Linked DNA regions of Homo sapiens: all the other regions are linked to region 4. Evidence: chromatin contacts called from ENCODE Hi-C or POLR2A ChIA-PET data. All regions are on one chromosome and are shown on one strand. Each heading gives the region's core, a stretch centred on a gene start or an enhancer-like site at or near the end of the contact. The rest is flanking DNA. Distances are from core to core; before and after follow the strand shown. Region 1 holds the start of ZNF763 (zinc finger protein 763). Region 2 holds the start of ZNF491 (zinc finger protein 491). Region 3 holds the start of ZNF823 (zinc finger protein 823). Region 4 holds the start of ZNF564 (zinc finger protein 564).

Evidence for each region. Hi-C counts contacts between places; a loop is a spot of excess contacts on that map. ChIA-PET counts read pairs that join two places held with the same protein, here RNA polymerase II (POLR2A). Pooled maps may share reads with other maps.
Region 1: a loop to region 4 is called in a map of B cell, with 8 times the contacts of the local background. The contact joins the promoter of ZNF763 here to the promoter of ZNF564 in region 4. A Hi-C loop is called at or near these places in 1 of 168 maps with a recorded cell type or tissue (B cell), 4 of 37 single-sample maps with no recorded cell type and 10 of 50 pooled maps. POLR2A ChIA-PET finds 5 or more read pairs at or near these places in 1 of 52 experiments (GM12878).
Region 2: a pooled map shows a loop between it and region 4 (7-fold over the local background). The contact joins the promoter of ZNF491 here to the promoter of ZNF564 in region 4. A Hi-C loop is called at or near these places in 1 of 37 single-sample maps with no recorded cell type and 5 of 50 pooled maps.
Region 3: a loop to region 4 is called in a map of ascending aorta, with 13 times the contacts of the local background. The contact joins the promoter of ZNF823 here to the promoter of ZNF564 in region 4. A Hi-C loop is called at or near these places in 1 of 168 maps with a recorded cell type or tissue (ascending aorta) and 10 of 50 pooled maps. POLR2A ChIA-PET finds 5 or more read pairs at or near these places in 2 of 52 experiments (CD8-positive, alpha-beta memory T cell and activated T-cell).

What each region holds. Positions count from the first base shown.
Region 1 is chr19:11,963,571-11,967,042 of GRCh38, reverse strand. It overlaps ZNF763 (zinc finger protein 763), which reads right to left and starts at 2,003. Exons shown (of 4, transcript NM_001367172.2): 1 at 1,832-2,003. The coding sequence starts at 1,834. It also overlaps a transcript of ZNF69 not described here. RefSeq lists a silencer at 1,584-1,783 and enhancers at 1,935-2,229, 1,922-2,875.
Region 2 is chr19:11,797,103-11,800,550 of GRCh38, reverse strand. It overlaps ZNF491 (zinc finger protein 491), which reads right to left and starts at 2,028. Exons shown (of 3, transcript NM_152356.4): 1 at 1,824-2,028. RefSeq lists enhancers at 1,767-1,926, 1,937-2,036, 2,262-2,773 and a silencer at 2,867-3,036.
Region 3 is chr19:11,736,766-11,740,221 of GRCh38, reverse strand. ZNF823 (zinc finger protein 823) reads left to right here and starts at 1,276. Exons shown (of 4, transcript NM_001080493.4): 1 at 1,276-1,405. The coding sequence starts at 1,403. RefSeq lists silencers at 1,098-1,292, 1,553-1,702 and enhancers at 1,303-1,382, 1,773-1,902.
Region 4 is chr19:12,550,191-12,553,438 of GRCh38, reverse strand. ZNF564 (zinc finger protein 564) reads left to right here and starts at 1,957. Exons shown (of 4, transcript NM_144976.4): 1 at 1,957-2,109. The coding sequence starts at 2,107. It overlaps LINC02926 (long intergenic non-protein coding RNA 2926), which reads right to left and starts at 1,713. Exons shown (of 2, transcript NR_187485.1): 1 at 570-1,713; 2 at 1-64. RefSeq lists enhancers at 1-404, 405-906, 1,690-1,984, 2,050-2,159, 2,818-3,248 and a silencer at 2,390-2,469.

The sequences.
Region 1 (3,472 bases), core at 754-3,253, 590 kb after region 4:
TCAATAAACTCTCTACACACTGTACATTGCGACTTGTCTTGAATTCCTTCCTGTGTGAGATCCAAGAACCCTCTTGGGGTCTGATGAGGACCTCTTTTCCTGGTAATATAAAGCCAGAACTTAACTTCCAATTTTGGAGGACTGAGTCCTTTTCTCTAGAGTCTGTGTTTTTCCTGTTTGGGCCATTGCTATCTTTCTGCTTGAATAAACTCTTCCAGCTGAAATCTGAACCTTTCGATTATTTCGGAGTGACAAGTCCAAATAAGGCAACTGCATCTCTGCAACCAATCAAGCATTTATCTCATTTGTCTCCTCATGTACCTTATAAAAGCCCAGTCTTCAACCTGCAAACTTAAAAACATACCTTGCGGCCAGGCGAGGTGGCTCACATCTGTAATCCCCGCACACTGGGAGGCCGAGGCAGGTGGATCACTTGAGGTCAGGAGTTTGAGAATAGCCTGGCCAACATGGTGAAGCCCAATCTTTACTAAAAATACAAAAATTAGCCAGGCATGGTGGTGCATGTCTGTAATCCCAGCTACTCAGGAAGCTGAGGCAGGAGAATTGCTTGAACCCAGAAGGCAAAGGCTGCTGTGAGCCGAGATCCAGCCATTGCACTCCAGCCTGGGCGACAGAAGGAGATTCTGTCTCAAACAAAAACAAAAACAAACAAAGTACCTTCCCAGTTAAGTGAAGTGACTGGCTCTTGGCCAAGGGAACCCCCAAAAAACCCTGAAAATTGAGTGCCTCTGTATGACAGGATGGCAGGTGAGACAGGTCTCCTTATACCCTCTCCCTTTAGGAGTTTACATGCAGCAACTGACGCACATTCATGTAAAAACAGACATTATCTGACTGGAAAAACAGACTCCTTGTGGCAAGAAGATACCAAATTACAAACAAGACCTAAGGCCACGCAAGGTAAGGGTAAGTCATGCCTTGGAATTCATAAAATCTCGAGAAACAGGTCTGTTTTTTGGCTGGGATGGAATCAAGTGGCAGATAACAGACCCCCTTCCTTCAGCATTCCTTCCTACCTCCTCCAAACTTTAGACAAACTTCACACTCTCAATCAACTGCCACCTACAGAATCCCTCAACCACCTGTGCCTTCTAACCCCCCTTCCACAGGTCCCGCCCTTTCTGCCAATGGAACTTACACCTTCCAGGCACTGATTCATGATTTTCCCTGCAATTCCTGTCTCTCTGAAATGAATAAAACCAAATTGTCTTGAGCCGCCTCGGGACCACTCACTATAGGCTTCTTGGGGTTGTGTTTCCCTTGCCAAGGTCTCTCCTATTTGGCTACGAATAAACTTTATTTTACATTGTTTGGCTTTTTCAGTTGACAAACCACAAGCCAGGACTGGGTGGTTCTCATTACTGAATTGCTGTTTGCTCAAATGAACTCTTTAATTGTTAATGTACTTCAGTTTAATTTTTAACAGGAGAAAGTGGGAACTGGGGGCCCCACAGACCACTGCTCCTCCCACGCACGAACCCTACACACGAGTCAGGATTTCCCCCATGACCCTCTCGTGGCTTCCGCATAATCTGGGGAGACGCGGGGCTGCGGGCGCGGAACTGCCCAGAGAGGGCTCCGGGGCGGGGCCGCAGTCACCGCGCAGGGACAGGACAGGACACCCGGGGTCCCGGCTGCCAGCCCAGCCCCATCCAGCGGCCGAGGGGACCGAGGGCCGAGCAGCTCCAGGAGGACTCGGTCCCAGACCCTGGAGTCGCCCGCAGGGAGGCCCGGGTCCCGCCGCAGCCGGTTCCGGCCGGTTCCAGGCAGCCTCTACCCCGTCTCGGGACAACCGGCTATGCACACGCACCATTTCCTGGCTTTCAGATGTCCTGGGGTCCTCTCTACAGCTCCTGTGACTACAGAAGGGCACAGCGCAGGAGACAGAGCGATAGAAACCTGGGTAGAGGTACCAGGTCCCTCTCGGGGATGGATACAGCGGATATCAACCACCGGCTGCGCAAGGACAAAGGTGAGGACAGGAATGCGACCCACTCTGTGCCTGGATAAACAATGGGCAGGGCCCTGCCCCGGCACCTCTGATTGGATGGAATGCTAGGCCCCGCCCCTCACTTCTGAGTGACAGCGGAAGCCTTGGGTATCAGGCCCGGCAGAGCCAGACTGACTTGACGGATTCTAGCCACAGCTTCTCTAAGGGCGAGGTGCTTCCTGTACTCTGATTATTGGATATTTGCATTTCAGCCAGACTTGCTACAGATATAAGAGAACACTAGCGTCTTCCTCACTCAAGGGATTTTCCCCGCTCCTTCGTTCTGCACGGGGTCACAGGAGTGTGCAGGGAATTTCAGACTCAGTGTCCATAGGAGCCATCTGCTGGCCTCAGAGCAGCAGGGGAACCGAGACCAGGCCAGGCACGACTGCATCAGGAGAGGCACATGTCCTTGAGCGGGCCGGAATTGGGAATGAGGCATGGCCAAGCCTTGCTCACACACCCCCATCCCCTCCTCACAGTGTGAAAATGCTCCCTGCTTCCAGATCTTCATTTTCACCAGCAGGAAACTCTCACCTGGGGTTAATTTAACCTTCTGACCTAAATAAACTGTCAACTTCATGAACCCTTTATCCAGGTGTCGCCCCCAAACAATTCTGTCTCTAGCCTGATATTCACACATTCTCTTTATATATACAAACAACTCTGCCTCCAGCGACCCCATGCGTGTCAAACCCCAAACCCTGCCCAGAAGACAGCCCCAGGCTCCAGAGGTACAACACCAGAAAGGACAGAACCCCACAAAGGCGTCTGCACGTCTCTTCTGCTTTCCAGGGCTCTGCAGCTTCTCGGAATCCACACTCCTTCTGGAGCTGCTCTGAGCGGCTGGAGGCCACTTGTAGGGGAGGGCGGGCTGCCCGGGAAGACCCCAGGGAATCTCTCTTTCTCTTCCTTTGCAGGATCCACACTGGCCTCGGCGTGGAGTCACTGGCCTGGGGCTCTGCTGCCCCCTGCAGGTTATTCAGCTACTTCTCACCCGACTGATCAGTTCCATGAGACAAACACCCTCAAACCCCTGCTCTCCTCCTATGTTTATGTATAAAATGGGCGAGGAAAATTCTAAGATAACTTAAGTGCATTTAAAAGACTTTCAGATCGCGGTGGAGGTGGCAGCTGAGGGTCCCCTGATCAGTGACACTGCAGCAACTCCAGGCCTGGAGAGAGGGTGGAGAGCTGGAGCTGGATGTGGACAGGTGGAGGGAGCTACTCTGGGAACTGGGCTCTACAGCAGCGCGGATCTAGGGCCCGGAGCCCGGGAGAGCAGAGATGGGGGCTCCCGGGACAGGACGCTTGGGGAGAAGAGAGTCGGGCGGTTTCCATGGGACGGGGGTGCTGTGGCAGCTGGTGTGGGCCTGTGGCTATCATAACTAAGCCCGATTGGGACGTGAAAACTTGGATTCCGTGGGAATTTATGAAGAGGAAGGCTCTGATGACAAAGAA
Region 2 (3,448 bases), core at 779-3,278, 750 kb after region 4:
AGTGAGACTGTCTCAAAAAAAAAAAAAAAAAAAAAGTTTTCCTTATTTTCAGAGGTGTTGATAACATTTTTAAATAGTGCTATTCATTTGTCTGTGGAAAAATGATAAAATATGGCAGCTGTTTCAAATGTAGCATGGGAAACACATAATTGATAAGGATGTCAATTGGCGAGGGGAAGTTGGTGTTTTTGAATGTGAGGAGAAAACCAGAAATTTAGGGATTTACTGTCATACCTGGGAAGAACTAGGCTGGGAGAGGGGTCCCAAAAACTCCCTCTTTGATCAAACTAGTCAGGCTCCTCAGAGCCCCCCTCTTCTTGAGTAGACTTTGGCCTTTTCCTGCAGAGCCCTGTGGTAGCAAAAACCCTTCTAAGGGAGTTTAGAGAAAATTCCCCCAAACCTGATATCCAATCAAGTCCCTTTTCCCTACGTTTGACAATCTCTTCCCTAATTCTTGACACTAAACCAACTTCCATCCTCTCCCTCACCTTGCCTATTAGCTGTAAATTCAATACTGTCGTTGATGCAGCCTTCACCTCCTGGGCTCAAGCAATTCTCCTGCCTCAGCCTCCAGACTAACTACAGAAGCGGCCATCATACCTGACTAATTTTTTTTTTTTTTAACAGAGTCTCGCTCTGTCGCCAGGCTGGAGTGCAGTGGCACCATCTCGGCTCACGCAACCTCCGCCTCCTGCGTTCAAGCGATTGTCTTGCCTCAGCCTCCCGAGTAGCCGGATTACAGGCACGTGCCACCACGCCCAGCTAATTTTTGTATTTTTGGTAGAGTCGGGGTTTCACCATGTTGGCCAGGATGGTCTCGAATTCCTGACCTCGTCATCCGCCCGCCTCGGCCTCCCAAAGTGCTGGGATTGTAGACGTGAGCCACCGCGCCCGGCCATACCCGACTAATTTTTTAAAATATTTTGTACAGACGGGGTCTCGCCATGTTGTCCACGCTGGCATCACCTTGCCTTACGCTGGAATGTTAAATATACTCTTTTAAATTGGAAAGGAAATGAAACCCAAATGTAAAGAAAAAAAAAAAAAAGCTCTATGGGGGCGGGGGGAGGGGGGCGGGCCAAACTCTGATTAAATTGTTGTGCCTCACAAACTAGCCTTGTATAAAAAACGTTGTAATCCTGTTAAATTTCTTGCCTATATAAGCAAGAACTTAAACTTTTAAATTTGAAACACTGAGCCCATTTCCGTGGATCCTGTGTTTTCCCAAATGGGCCATTCCCAGCTTCTTGCTTGAGTAAACTTTAAAAAACTGGAATCTGATTCTTTTATTTCAGGTTGACAAGTCCACATACGGCGACAGCATCACTGTAACTAATCAAGTATTTAATCCTGTTTGCCTCCTCATGCAACTTATAAAAGCCTTTTCTTCAATCACAAGCCATGACCGGGTGTTTCTCACTCGGAATCGCTGTTGCTCCAACAAACTCTTTAACTGTTAACAGAGCCTCAGTTTAATTTTTAGCAGAAGAAAGGCGGGACACATCCGACCCCCCATGACCCTCCCGTGGCCCCCGCACAATCTGGGAAGACGCCGGGCTGCGGGCGCGGAGCTGCCCAGAGAGGACTCCGGGGCCGGGGCCGCAGTCGCCGCGTAGGGACGGGACAGGACGCCCGGGGTCCCAGCTGCGGGCCCAGCCCCACCTGGCGGCCGAGCGGACCGAGGGCCAAGCCACGCCATGGGGGACGCGGGTCCCAATCGCCGGGGTCGCCCGAGCGGAGGCCTGGGTCCCGCCACAGCAGGATCCTGTTGGTTCCACCCAGCCCCTCTTCCACGTATCTGGACGCTAGGCCGGGCACTTTACCATTTCCCTGCTTCTTGGTGTCCCGGCGTCCTCTTTATGACTCCGGAGCAGGTCACAGCGCAGGTGACAGCGTCACAGGAGCCGTGGCGGAGGCACCTGGGGCCTCTCGGAGCAGCAAGGACTGGATGCAGAACGCAACGGACCCCAGCAACAAAGGAGTGCAGAGACTCTGAGTGCGGCCTTCTGCTTCCCCGGATTGACAGTTGGCAGGGCCCCGTCCCAGGGCCCCTGATTGGATGGGGTTCCAGGCTCCGCCCCTCAGCCCTGAGTGACAGGGTAAGCCCTGGGTAACGGAGCCCTGCAGAGCCCGGCTGATTAATCCTAGCTACAGCCTTTCTAAGGCTAAGCTCACTCCCTGCGCCCTGGTCGTTGGCTATCTGCATTTCAGCCAAACTTGCTACTTATTGTTAGAAGGGGCACTGTTAGCTTCCTCGATCTTTCAGAAATGTGTGCTGGGAATTCCAGACTCGGTGTTCAATGGAGTCATTCCTTTGCCTCATAGCAGGAAGGAAATCCAGGCCAGGCCAGGCCAGGCAAGACTGCACCAGGAGGGAGAGGCAGGTGTCCTCTACAGGGCGGGAATTGGGGATGAGACTTCCTCACACTCCCCCCGTCCCACCCCTGAATATGGAACCGCTTCCTCCCCCTAGACTTCATTTTCACCAGCAGAAGTTCTCACCTGGGGTCAGTTTAAGCTTCTAACCTAAGTAAACTATTACCTTCACAAACCCTTTCTCCAGGTGACATGTCAGACAAATCTTACTGAGCCTGATCTTCACAGATTATCTTTGTATGTACAAATTACAGTCTGTCGCCGGGACCCTTTGCACGTAAAAACCAAACACTGCCCCCGCAAAACGTCCCTAGGCTCTAGGTACAGCCCCAGTAAGGACAGAACCTCCCCCCAACCCCCCTACACAAAGTGCACCTGCACGTGAGTCTCCTGCTTTCCAGGGCTCTGTAGCTTCTCAGGATCCACATTCCTTCCGCAGCTGTTCTGAGCAGCTGGAGGCCACCTGCAGTAGAGGGCAGGCTGCCCGGGAAACACCCAGGGGAGCTCCCTTTCCCTCCCTTTGCCGGCTCCAGACTGGCCTCAGCAGGGTGTCACTGGCCTTAGGCTCTGCTGCCCCCTACAGGTTATTCACTTCATTGATCGGTTACCTGAGACAAACACCCTCAGTTCCACTGTACGTATGTATAAAGTGGGGAAGGAAAATTCTAAGATAATTGAAGTGAATTAAAAGACTTGCAGGCAGGGTGCGGGGGCTCACGCCTATAATCCCAACCCTTTTGGAGGCTGAAGCGGGAGGACTGCTTGAACCCAGGAGTTCATCATCCTGGAAAACGGAGCCACACCTCGTCTGTACTAAAAATTTAAAAATTAGCAGTGCGTGGTGTCCTGAACCTGTAGTCCCAGCTACTCGGGAGGCTGAGGTGGGAAGATCTTGAGCCCAGGAGTTTGAAGCTTCAGTGACCTATGATCTCGCCACTGTGCTTCAGCAAGAGTTGTGATAGTTGTATCAGATAAAATAGACTTTAAATAAAAAACAGTACAAAAAGACAAAGAAGATCATGAGATACTGATAACAGAATCAATTCAGCAAGATAATATAGTAATACTAAAT
Region 3 (3,456 bases), core at 27-2,526, 810 kb after region 4:
TGGAGTTTTTTTTTTTCCTCGCTCTGTTGCCCAGGCTGGAGTGCAGTGGTGTGATGTCGGCTCACTGCAACCTCTGCCTGCCGGGTTCAAGCGATACTCCTGCCTCAGCTTCCTGAGGAGCCGGGATTACAGGAGCGTGCCACCACACCCGGCTAATTTTGCGTTTTTAGTAGAAACGGGGTTTCATCATGTTTGTCAGGCTGGTCTCAAACTCCCGACCTCAGGTGATCCACCCGCCTCAGCCTCCCAAAGTGCTGGGATTACAGGCGTGAGCCACCGCGCCCGGCCATAACGCTTTTAAGTCTAGTATTTTTACTTCATAAACATATGGAGAAAGGCTAATGTTTTCAAATTCAAAGTGTGATGTCTTGGCTTTTGATTGGAGCGTTTAATTCATTAACATTTAATGGCATAAGGAGGGAGCATTTCCACGCTGTGCAGAGGGGACAGGTATTTTGAGACCTCAGAGTAAAATTCTTAATTGTCCCTCCCTTATCACCAGCTTCTGATCCACCCCGGAGCTCCATTTTAGGAATCATTGCCTGGCTTCCCAGCTTGGGGATATGTTTGACCTCCTGAAAGGGGGTCTGCTTGTGAACTGTGAGTGCAGTAGGCTGCTTCTCTGAGCTTGTTCAAGTTTTTGCTTTTCTTCTCTTTTGATTCTTTATGAAATATTGCTGCCATATAATTCCAGTTTTTCCACATACTCAACTATTTTATTTTGTTGTCCTGTTTTTATCTTCTGGGCTGAAAATGAGTAGATTGAGAGATAAGGTGAGGGAAAGGCTTGGCAACGTCGCCAACAGCCTCATCCCAAATTCCTGATCCCTGGAGGACATCAGGCCCTCCCTCCTGCTGCAGGGTGGCCTGTGTGCCCCGGGCTCCCCTCCTGCTCCGAGGTCCGGGAATGGCTCCACTGGACAGGGAGCCTGGAATTCCCTGCACACACTTGTGAGTCCCTGTCCAGGAGGAAAAAGCAGGAAGAACCCACTGAATACAATCAGGAAATTCTAAAATGCAAACGTCACTTCGGGAGGGGTCAGGTCACTCCGTTGGGAGGAAGCCCGCCTTGCCAAGGGTCGTGCCTGGAACCTGTTCATCCGGCTCCACTCAGCACTGTGAGATCGCTTCTTCTGTCAATCAGCCACCAAGGGGCGGGACCTGGAGCACTATCCAATCAGGGATGAGGGGGCGGGGATTGTGAGAACTGTCAATCAGGCACGCTGCAGGGAGGAGGGTGCGACGTTCAAAGAGCCCGCGGAGTCTTCTCCACGCCCCTGCGCTCTGAGTCCTGGCTCTGGCGCTGAGAGAGAGACGCCCTGGAAGGTCTGTATCAGCGTCTGTCGCGCTGGGACCCACACTGGCTTTTAAGGAGGACACCCGGACACCTGGAAGCTGGGAAATGGTGAGTGTGCGGGGCCCGGCGTCCCGAGGCAAAGAAGGGGCAGGTTGGAACCGGCCGGAACCGACCGTGAGGGGACCCGGGCCTCGCCCTGGGCGACTCCGGGGTCTGCAAATCCCAGTGCCCCTGGCGCAGCTCTGCCCTTGGTCCCCTGGGCCGCAAGATGGGGCTGGGGCGGCAGCCGGGACCCCGGGCGTCCTGTCCCGTCCCTGCTCGGCCGCTGCGGCCCCGGCCCCGGCGCCCTCTCTGGGCAGCTCCGCGCCCGCAGCTCCGCGTCTCCCCAGATTGTGCAGTTGTAACCGGCACAGGTTCACGGCCCGAGTCACTGCACCGAGACGCCGAAGGCTGCAGCAGAAACAGTTTAATGGGGGAGAGGGGAGGACACCCCAGATCCGCCTCCCTGAGAGGTTTGGGGATGGGGTGTTTAGAGGTGTGGACAGGGACGGCTGGAGTGTGGGGTCGCTGGTTGGTGGAGAAGTGAGAGGTGACTCCTGGGACTGGAGGTGAAGAAACCGCATTCTGCTGAGTGGGTTCCCTTGTGGGGTCTTCAGCCTGGTTGGCGCCAGCCTTTCCGCTGCAATTCAGGATCCGAGAAAGAACTGAGGCGACCCGTGAGCAACTCTCAAGAGATCTTATCCCCGGGCACGATGAGGAAGCCGGCGGTCAGCGTCTGCTGTGACCTGACTCTCAGGGAGGCGGCCCCGTGAGGCAGCGGGGCTGAGGGCACCTGGTTAATATCTAACTGCAATCTCGCCTCCAGCCTGGCTCGCAGTTCCTGTGAACCCGGTGAGGACGCTGCACGGTGACAACGGAGGGTCACCAGGCAGAATCCAGACTCGTGTGTGTGGGCTTTGTGCTTTGGAAGAGAAGCTGTGATCTGTGGGTTCCCCAGTCCCTTCTTTCTTCCCAAAGGTGACCGGTTTCCCTCCGAGTCTTCCAAAGATGTGGGCAGCAGGGTCTCAAATCCACCACCCTATCCCCTCATCCTAACTCCTCCTAGGGCTGGCAGCAAATCTCTTGGTTTTCAGAGCCTTCCCCAGGCTAACTGTCTCTCATCAATTCCCAGCAACTTTATGAACTCTTTGTCCCTCAGGCAATATTTCAAACAGAGGCATTATTTTAATTGTCACTTTCTTTTCACATAGCAATGTATGGCTCTTTTTAAAAGATGTGTTTTTGTGTTTGTGAACATTTCACATGTGAGGAAGCAAAGAATAACCACTTGACTCCAGTGTGAAAAAAAAAAAAAAAAAAAAAAAGCCGGGCGCGGTGGCTCACGCCTGTAATCCCAGCACTTTGGGAGGCTAAGGCTGGCGGATCACCTGAGGTCGGGAGTTCGAGACCAGCCTGACCAACATGGAGGAACTCCGTCTCTACTAAAAATACAAAATTAGCCGGGGTGGTGGCTCATGCCTGTAATCCCAGCTACTTGGGAGGCTGAGGGAGGAGAATTGCTTGAACCCGGTAGGCGGAGGTTGCGGTGAGCCAAGATCACGCCATTGCACTCCAGCCTGGGCAACAAGAGTGAAACTCCGTCTCAGAAAAAAGAAAAAGAAAAAAAAAATAGTGCATGTGTGGCTGTCCTTTATCTTGTCTACACAGAGATACCCGAATATTTTCAGTCGAGGTTCCTCTTTGCAAATGGCACAGGGTGATCTGTCAGCCCACCCTCTATGGTGTCCTGGTCCTGGGTTACAGAACTGTTTGGGGCTGCTCCAAGATGCTCATAGCTGCTAAGTCTTTTGTAGTGTCTAGTGAATATCAGCTTTGAGTCACTCCTCCCAGAGGACAGCCAGAGGTGGGGGGTGGGACCTTATAGGGGAGCAGCTGGATGTCGTGGGGTGGGAGGAGTTTCCTGGTATACTGTTCCTCAAAAAGCAAAGCCCTTAAGACATTCAGCTTTTCTTCCCCACCCCAGTTTCCATTCCCTGGGGACACATGGCTGATGAGCCAGCTGGTTGGCGGTATTGAGGGAGCTTCTCCTTGGAGGGTAATTACTCAGCAGTTCAGTGAGCAGCACTGGGGTGGGAGATGTCCCAAGTGATAAGAGGACC
Region 4 (3,248 bases), core at 708-3,207:
AGTGTTGGTGAGAAGCAAGTGAATAAACTGCAGTGGGCAGGAGAGCCTGAGACCAGTCTGGAGCCTGCAAAGAGAGGGAAAGGGTGCTTCTTGGGCAGCCTGCCCGCCCTTGCAGGTGGCCTCCAGCTGCTCAGGAGTGCAGATTCTTTTTTTAATTTTAATTTTATTTTTTACTTTTATTATTTTTTTGAGGCAGAGTCTCACTGTTTTGGCACCCAGGCTGGAGTGCAGTGGCGCAGTCTGGGCTTACTGCAACCTCTGCCTCCCGGGTTCAAGCGGTTCTCCTGCCTCAGCCTCCCGAGTGGCTGGGATTACAGGCACGCGCCACCACGCCCGGCTAATTTTTGTATTTTTACTATAGACGAGGTTTCACCATTTGGCCAGGCTGGTCTCGAACTCCTGACCTCAGGTGATCCGCCCGCCTGGGCCTCTCAAAGTGCTGGCGTGAGCCACCGCGCCTGGCCAGGAATGTGGATTCTGAGAAGCTGCAGAGCTGTGAAAAGCAGGAGACCCATGTGCAGATGTGGTTGGGTTGGGGGTGGAGGGTTCTGTCTTTTCTGAGGTTGTACCTTTGGCGCCTGGGGCCATTTCCTGGACAGTGTTTTGGTTTTAGCATTCATGGGGTCGCTGAGTCAGGCTGTAATTTGTATACATGAAGAAAATCTGTGAGGGTCAGACTCAGTGAAAAACTTGTTTGCATTGTCCCCTGGAGAAAAGGTTTGGGAACATGACAATTTATTTAGGTCACGACTTTACATTGACTCCGGGTGAGAGTTTCCTGCTGGTACAAATGAAGGTTTTGAAGGAAAGAGTGTTTCCACACTGTGAGGAGAGGACTGGAGGGCACCTTGAGCTCCCAAAGTTGAATTCTTAAGTGTCCCTGTCTCATCACCAGGTTCTGATCCACACTGGGGTTCCATTTCAGCAGTTAGAGTCTGGGTCCCAAGCTTGGGATTATTTTATTTTATATTTCATTTCTTCATTTCATTATTTCATTTCATTTCATATTTCATTTTTTAGTCTCGCTCTGTCGCCCAGGCTGGAGTGCAATGGCGCTATCTCGGCTCACTGCAACTTCCCCCTCCCAGGTTCAAGCGATTCTCGTACCTCAGCTTCCCGAGTTGCTGGGATTACAGGCACCTGCCACCACGCCTGGCTAATTTTTGTATTTTTAGTAGAGATGGGGTTTCACCATGTTGGTTAGGCTGGTCTTGAACTCCTGACCTTAAGCAATTTTCTCACCTTGGCCTTCCAAAGTTCTGGGATTACAGGCGTGAGCCACCGCGCCCGGCGCTTGGGAATATTTTTAACGTTATGATTGTGGGTTTTCCTTGTGAACTGCGGGTGAAGCAGGCTGCTTGTCTGAGCTAGTTCAAATGTTTGCTTACTTCTCTTGGTTTCTTTATAGATGATCGCTGTCATAAAAACTCCAGTTTTTCCTATACATTTAATACTTTTATTTCTTTGTCCGTTTTAATTTTCTTGCCTGAAAGAAGCAAGCCCTCCTCCCTCCTGTTACACTGTGGTCTGGCCTGGCCTGGGCGCGCCTCCTACTCCGAGGCCAGGGGATGGCTCCACTGGACGCCGAGTCTGTCATTCCCTGTGCACACTTGTGACTCTGTGTCCGGGAGGAAAAGGCAGGAAGGGCACCCTGAGTGCAGAAACACGCCAGTGTCACCTCTGCAGAGCCTGAAACACTTTCTGCTTAAATGCAAATATCCTCCCCGGCACAGAAGGTTACAGAAGGAGGAAGCCCGGCCCGCGAAGGGCAGTGGCCAAGACCCTGTCAATCTGTCTTTACTCAGCCACATACCGCATTGCTTCTCCTGTCACTCAGTACCAAGGGGGCAGGACTTGAATCATCACCCAATCAGGGGCACTGGGGCGGGAACCTGCAAACCATCCAATCAGGAACTCTGCAAGGGGGACAGGGGCAATGTTCAACAACTCCGCGGGGTCTTCCTGTTTCGTGTCCGCTGCGTTTGGGTTCCGGTCTCCGCTTCTCCAGTGGCCCCGGTGGCTCCACCGCAGCGTCTGGCGCGCTGGGACCTGCACAGGCCGGAGAGAGCCGTAGGCAGGACCCCGGGACACCCTGGAAGCCAGGAAATGGTGCGTGTGCGGGGCCGGGCGCCTGGAGACTGGGGGAGGGGCTTGTGGGAACCGGCCGGAACCGGCTGTGGAAGCACCCTGGCCTCCCTGCAGCGACTCCAGGGTCTGGGACCCGAGTTCCCTGGCGCAGCTCGGCCCTCTGTCCCCTCGGCCGCAGGGTGGGTTGGGCCGTAGCCAGTACCCCAGGCGTCCTGTCCCGTCCCTGCGCGGCGACTGCGGCCTCGGCCTCGGAGCCCTGTCTGGGCAGCTCCGCGCCCGCAGCCCCGCCTCTCTCCAGATTGTTTGTACTGGGACACGGGAGGGTCATAAGGCGGAATCCCGTCTCGGGTGTGCGGTTCGTGCATGGGAAGAGCTGTGGGCTGTGGCCTTCCCAGTACATCGTCTTTTTTTCCGGGGGACTGGTCTTCCTCCGAGTCTTCCAAACGTACTGGAAAAAGAATCTCAAACCTACGACTCCCGTTTTTTTTAGCCTAGCTTTTTCTGGGGCTGGAAATAAATGCCTAAATTTCCGGTTCCTTCCCCGCATTCCCAAAGGTGACCTCCCCTCGCCAAATCAACATTATCAGCTGTTTTTTGTTTGACATTTAAGACACAGTATTTTAGTTGTTTATAGTTTCTTTCACCATACTCTTTTGAAAGGATTTGTTTTCTGTTTGTTGTTTTTTTTTTCTTTTCAGACAGAGTTTCGCTCTGTCGCCCAGGCTGGAGTGCAGTGGGAAGATCTCAGCTCACTGCAACCTTCGCCTTCCGGGTTCAAGCAATTCTCCTGCCTCAGCCTCCTGAGTAACTGGGATTACAGGCATGCGCCGCCACGACCGGCTACTTTTTGTATTTTTGGTAGAAACTGGGTTTCTCCATGTTGGCCAGGTTGGTCTCAAACTCCAGACCTCAGGTGATCCGCTCACCTCCGCCTCCCAAAATGCTGGTATTACAGACGTGAGCCACCGCGCCCGGCCTCTTGTTTGTGTACTTGTAACCTGAGAGGGAAACGGAGAATAAGAACCTGACACTCTACGGTAAAATTTTTTTTTTTTTTTGAGACAGAGTTTCGCTCTTATTGCCCAGGCTGGAGTGCAATGGCGCGATCTCAGCTCACTGCAACCTCCACCTCCTGGGTTCAAGCGATTCTCCTGCCTCAG